2 separate regions of the Homo sapiens genome follow, and region 1 is linked to region 2. A link is a loop called in an ENCODE intact Hi-C map of the cell type or tissue named here. Cell type or tissue: heart left ventricle. All regions are shown on one strand. Links, peaks and the distances in the headings refer to the core of each region. The heading gives the core; the rest is flanking DNA.

Evidence for each region. Peaks named below come from ENCODE experiments on the same cell type or tissue, not always from the same donor. Only the 100,000 strongest peaks of a DNase experiment are listed, where the experiment ranks them.
Region 1: a loop joins it to region 2, with 2.4 times the contacts of the local background. A loop is called at or near these places in 3 of 110 quality-filtered maps.

The regions. Positions count from the first base shown.
Region 1 is chr18:29,615,696-29,618,622 of GRCh38, forward strand. No RefSeq gene overlaps it. Among named protein-coding and RNA genes, the nearest start is that of LINC02879, 460 kb to the left of the region's middle. In heart left ventricle, for the core only: a CTCF peak has its summit at 1,390 (motif pointing right); no DNase peak of the experiment used is centred there.
Region 2 is chr18:29,793,347-29,796,273 of GRCh38, forward strand. No RefSeq gene overlaps it. Among named protein-coding and RNA genes, the nearest start is that of MIR302F, 500 kb to the right of the region's middle. In heart left ventricle, for the core only: a CTCF peak has its summit at 1,315 (motif pointing left); no DNase peak of the experiment used is centred there.

The DNA.
Region 1 (2,927 bases), core at 245-2,744, 180 kb before region 2:
CATCAATGATAAATAGGATAAAGAAAATGTGGTACATATGCACCATGTAACACAATGTAGCCATAAAGAACAATGAGATTATGTCCTTTGCAGGGTTATGGATGGAGCTGGAGGCCATTATTTTAGAAAACTAACACAGGAACAGAAAACCAAATACTACGTGTTCTCCTTTATAAGTGGGAGCTAAATGATAAGAATACATGAACACATAGAGGAGAACAACACACACTGAGGCCTATCAGAGTTTGGAGGGTTGGAGAAGGGAGAGGATCAGGGAAAATAACTAATGTGTACTAGGCTTAATACCAGGGTGATGAAATAGTCTGTACAACAAACCCCCATGGCACACATTTACCTATGTAACAAACGTGCACATGTACCCCTGAACTTAAAAAAAGTTTAAAAAGCAATAAAAGGAATGAACTACCTATATTTGCTACAATATAGATGAACCGTTAATCATCACTCAAAATTAAAGAAGTTAGTTGCAAAAGAAGATATATTTCATGACTTCATCTATATGGAGTGTTCAGAATAGACAAATCTATAGGAAGAGATAGTGGATTCATGATTTTCTGGGACTAATTTGGGGGAAATTGAGAGGAAGAAGAGAGTGACTGCTGCTGGTTACAGGGTTTCTTTCTGGAGTGCTAGAATTATCTTAAAATTAATTGTAGCAATAGTCATACAACTCTGTGAACACCCTAAAATATCCGTTGAATATTACACTTTAAATGGATGAATTGTATAGTATGTGAATTATATCTTAATGAAGTTGGTAGAAATAATCTATAGTAGCCTATTACTACTGTCTTCGTTTTGGCATGGATATTGAATGTGAACAAAATAGGTTTCAATGATACAGATAATTCTCCATTTTGTTTCAGAAAGCATTACTAATACTGACATAAGTCTGCTTAAGTATTCTTTATACTAAAATTATCTCAATAAAATATTTCTCCTTGGGACACATGTATACTGATGAGCTGAAAATAAAAGGAGGCTATGACTGAAAAAATACCTAAGGGAAAAAAAGAGAGAAAATATAGCTTGAATAACCACCTCTCCACAGATTTCTCACGTTCAAAGGGTACAAAAACCAACATTAGCTCTAAGGATAGAAAGTGGCTCTGTGGCTTCATCAGAAAGGGAGTACGTTGTGAAACATACTAAGGTGAAAGAGAAAAACAAAGCCAGGAGGAGTATGCCTAGCAGGATCCTACTGATAACAATAGTGATAATTAATTACATGTGCAGTGTTCAATGCTTTCCTTCCTGACAAGACAGCAGCAACACTATTATACCTTGCAGAGAGAAATTAAGGCCAAGAGAGCTCACCTTTGAACTACCTCTCTAATGTGTCATGTGTAGCCTGTGCTCCTTGTAATGAGCACAACCAGGAGAGGGCAGGTCTTCAGCACAAACAAAATACAGCATATAAACCAGCTGCAGAAAACATCCAAATGCATTTGAAAAGATGGCCACAATCTCAGAATTTTGATAAATATTTCTTTTCTAGTGCAATTGTGTTGTATTATTTGGCTGTGTATTTTCAACTTGAACTGTTTGAGAAGATTTTGCATGCTGGAAATGGCATTGGTGCTCATTCCCAGGCCTTGAAAGATTATGTTTAGTAGGTAAAATAAAATTGAAATAATTTTATAGCAGAATGTTTGGAACAAAATTCCTTAGATATGCACCATTTTGAAAAACAAAATGATTCTAATATTACTTAAAACAGCAGGAAATAAAATTTGCAAATTGTAGTTTTAAAGTTTCTGATAGTCATTATTAACAGGCTTTCCTTTTCCTGTTACTGGCATAATGTAATTCTCAATGTGAGTGCAGTACGTTAAAATCAGTAATTTTGGTTTTGTATCCTTATACCTTTTAAACCTCAAATATAGCCTTTGTGGGCCTTGGTTTTCAATTTGGATATCACGTAGTATCATCTAATTTGTAGGGTTATCCGGGGGATCAAGAGGGATATGTTTTAAAAACTGTTATTTTCTTTAAAATTGAAGGCATTATTTTTGGAGTTTATGCACAAGCATGCTTGGAAGCAAGGTCGACAAGGTAAGATATTAGTGACAAATTGACTAAATCAAATATAAATATTTTTTAAAAGATTTTATTGATAAGAACATTACCATTGCCCTGTTAGATGGTGATTATGGCATTGACCCTGGGATTTGGCAAGGGCCACTATGCTAATAATTATATATCAAGTTGTTTATTTTTGGCACCCACATTTCTCTCTTATTATTTTCCTTCCCTGAGACTATGCTACTGTAGGAAATCATTCAAGGATGTCAGCTGTACTTTTTATTGCTCACCTAAGCCAGATGTTATTTTGGTCCATCTGTTCCAGCGTTCTCTGCCACAATATGAAAAACAACTGGGGGCTTTGAGGTGACACAGTAATTAACCTTGTAAATGGCATTAGTATCACAAGTGAAACCAACACTTCGTTTTGTGACTTTAGTCAATTAGCAGCAATTAATCTTGGTTGCTTTGCATAATAACCCCATAATATTTTATAATTTGTTTAATGGTGTATGCTGTAAAAGTATTGTCCTTTGTTCCATTTTTGTTGATGTTTAGATTTCCCTCCCTGTTACAACGAGCTTTGGATATATCATTCTTTATGTTTGGGGAAATTATCTTTACTCCCTTGTGAATTATTAATTTGTTAAAAAAACATAAAGGATTGCTCAGTATCCATTGAATAACATTTATAATTTACTTTATGTTTGTCTTATATTAATTTGAGCCATTTTTAAAGCCAAAATGAAGATGTCTTATTGGAAAGATACTAAAACAACATTTACTAAAAAAGATTTTAGGTTATAGAAGTAAAAATTTAATAACTGCAATGGAGACTGATGAATTTAAGAGCAGATTAAACATAGAAGAGAACATTACTC
Region 2 (2,927 bases), core at 158-2,657:
TGTCAACTTCCAATAGCCAGCCACTATGCTCCTCATCTTCAAGACTCTCGTCTCCTTTGCAAAACTTCTTGAACCACCACGGTACTCCATGTTTGTTAACAGTTCCTGGGCCAAATGAATTGATGTTGCAAATTGTCTCTGCTGCTTTAGCACCCATTTTGAACTCAAATAAGAAAATCACTCGTTTGTTTTTTGTCTAACATCATTTCCATAGTCTAAAATAAATACAAATTAACCAGCAAGTAATGTCATTAGCAAAAAAAAAAATACAGTGAGAAATGCCCCATTAAAAGGATGTATAACATAACCCCATTTATTTAAGAATGTATTCCAATATCAAATGGCAAATTACAACAATGCAAAAACTACTCTTACTTCTGTATCAACCTAATATTTTCAAACATGTTCTTTTGTTTTTCTTCTTGAGAGTACTAATCTTCAAATATTGAGGAAGTATTTTATACTTAAAATATTATACTGTTGAAATGAGAAAAGTTCCCTTATACCCCTTGCAGGGCATGAGACAGGGGCAGTGGCTGGCTTCTTCAGTGACCCACTGATCAAACCTCTACGGGAGCATGCAGATGGGCAAGTTTTGGGGCTCCATGCCCCAAACACCATGGCAGCCTCTAGGGGTGAATGCTTACAGCTCCTGAAGCCCCAGGGGGCATGCGTTACAGAGTAATCTTTTATTTTGCAGTCTGTACGTGGCTTGTGTTAATCAGCTGTATTAGACCCTCTGCCTTACCTCAATGACACAGGACTTTCTGTATTCTGGGGTTCTTGCCATGCTGTAGAGGAAGAATCATATCACACGTGGGCTTGGAGAATGAGTGCAAGGTTTTATTGAGTGGGAGTAACTCTCAGCAGATGGGAGAGCCAGAAGGGAGATGGAGTGGGAAGGTGGTGGTTTTTCCCTGGAGTTGGGCTTCTCATTGGCGGGGCTCTCCTCCAACCCTTCCACGTCATTCCACTGGTCTATGGCCTGACAGCCTGCTGGTGCCTGTCGGTTTGCTCTTACACCGGTGCATTACTCTTGACATACAGCTGTTGTGTGTTCTCACACTTGTGTGTTCTGTCAACATTCAGCCACTTGTATCTGTGTCCACTAGGATCTCAGGGTTTTTACAGGCACACGATGGGGTGTGGTAGGCCAGGGTGGTCTCAAGAAATGCAACATTTGGGTGCAAAGGCAGGAGTGCCTGCCCTCACCTAGGTCCATGGGCAGAAGCCTGGGGATGGAGCCCTCACCAGGGACCCACCCTTCTCCTCCCAGCACTTTACTGCCCCCTTCTGTATCACTATGATACATAAATATTATGAAACTGTGTAATACAATTATAAGAAATGTAAACAAAGAATATTAACTAGGCCAGGAGTGGTGGCTTGTGTCTGGGTGAGGCAGGAGGCTGAGGCAGTAAGACAGTAAGATCACTTGAGGCTAGGAGTTCAAGACCAACCTTTGCAACATACCAATAGCCCTCTTCTGTACATTTTTTTTTTTTTAATTATTGGCAAGGTCTATAGTCTCAGCTATGTGGTAAGCCAAGATGGGAGGATGGCTTGAGCCCAGGATCTCAAGGCAGCAGTGAGCTATGATTGTGCCACTGTACTCTAGCCTGGATGACAAGAAAAGAATTAAAAAAAAAAAAAAAGACTAGGAATTCAGAAAAAGGTAGGAAGCAGAACATGAATAAGTATTCAATTAAGACTAAGTTTTGTTTTTTGAATTAGTTGTTGTTTTCCCTGTCATTTGAAAGCCAAATCTGGTTTGGATCCACGGGAAGCAGTGAACATTGGAGCCAGGCTGCTTGGGTTCCAAATCCTAATTCTTCATTTTAGTATCTATTTAATTTAACACAGTTACTTTAGCTTCTTATATCTCTGATTTTTTCATTCCTAAAATGAGATGTGAATAAAAACCTGACTGAGTTTTTTGTGAAATGAATTTTTAAATCACTTAGAGCAGTGCCTTCCATATAGTAAGCACTCAATAAATACTCGCCATTATCTATTATTTTCCGTGGTGGTGGTAGTAATAGTAACAGTAGTAGTAGCAGTATTAGTAATAGCAGTAGTAGTAGAAGAAGAAGAAAACGGGAACAAGAAATAAAATGAGGAGTGAAAATTTACTTAAGTGTAGGGAAATGCTGAATTAGTAAAGTCAGAGGGGGAACAGGGTAAGCAAAGACTACTTAAAAAAAAAAAAAGTAAATTCTTGTATTAGTTTTCTGTGGCCACAGTGATAAATACCAAAAATTTGGTGTCTTGAAACACATTTATTTTCTCACACTTCTGAAGTCCAGAAATTAGAAGTCACTTTTTTGGGGGTAAAGTCAAGATGTCAGCAGGGCTTAGCCCTTCTGGAGTCTCTAAGGAGAAAATTGCTTGCTGTTTCTGGCTTCTGGCAGGTACTGGAAATCCGTGGCTTCTTGCCTGCCACATCACTCTCATCTCTATGTCTGACATTGCATTGCTTTCTCATCTTCTCTTCCATTCCTCCCTCTTATAAGGACACACTTGTTATGATGTTTATGACCCACATGGATAATCCAGATAATCCCTCCACATCAAGATCTTTAACTTAATCAAAGTCCTTTTTGCCATATAAGGTAGCATTCACAGGTTCCAGGGATTAGGATATGGATATATTTGGAGGTCAAGCTCTATTTTCAAGTTCTTCCCAATCAATATTTTATTTTTAAAACTTCAATAAGCATAATTCAAAATGAATCACGGGTTTGTGTGTGTGTGTCATTTTTCTGACATTGAAAAAAGTAGGAATTATACAGTTGAGATGTTTATTACCAGTATAAAGTGTAGTAAAATCGATTACAACAAATCTTCACGTGTCAGTTTTTTACTTCTGTAATTATATGAAGGATTAGTGAATGTCATAACAGAAAAGTGTTACATGCATGTATCCA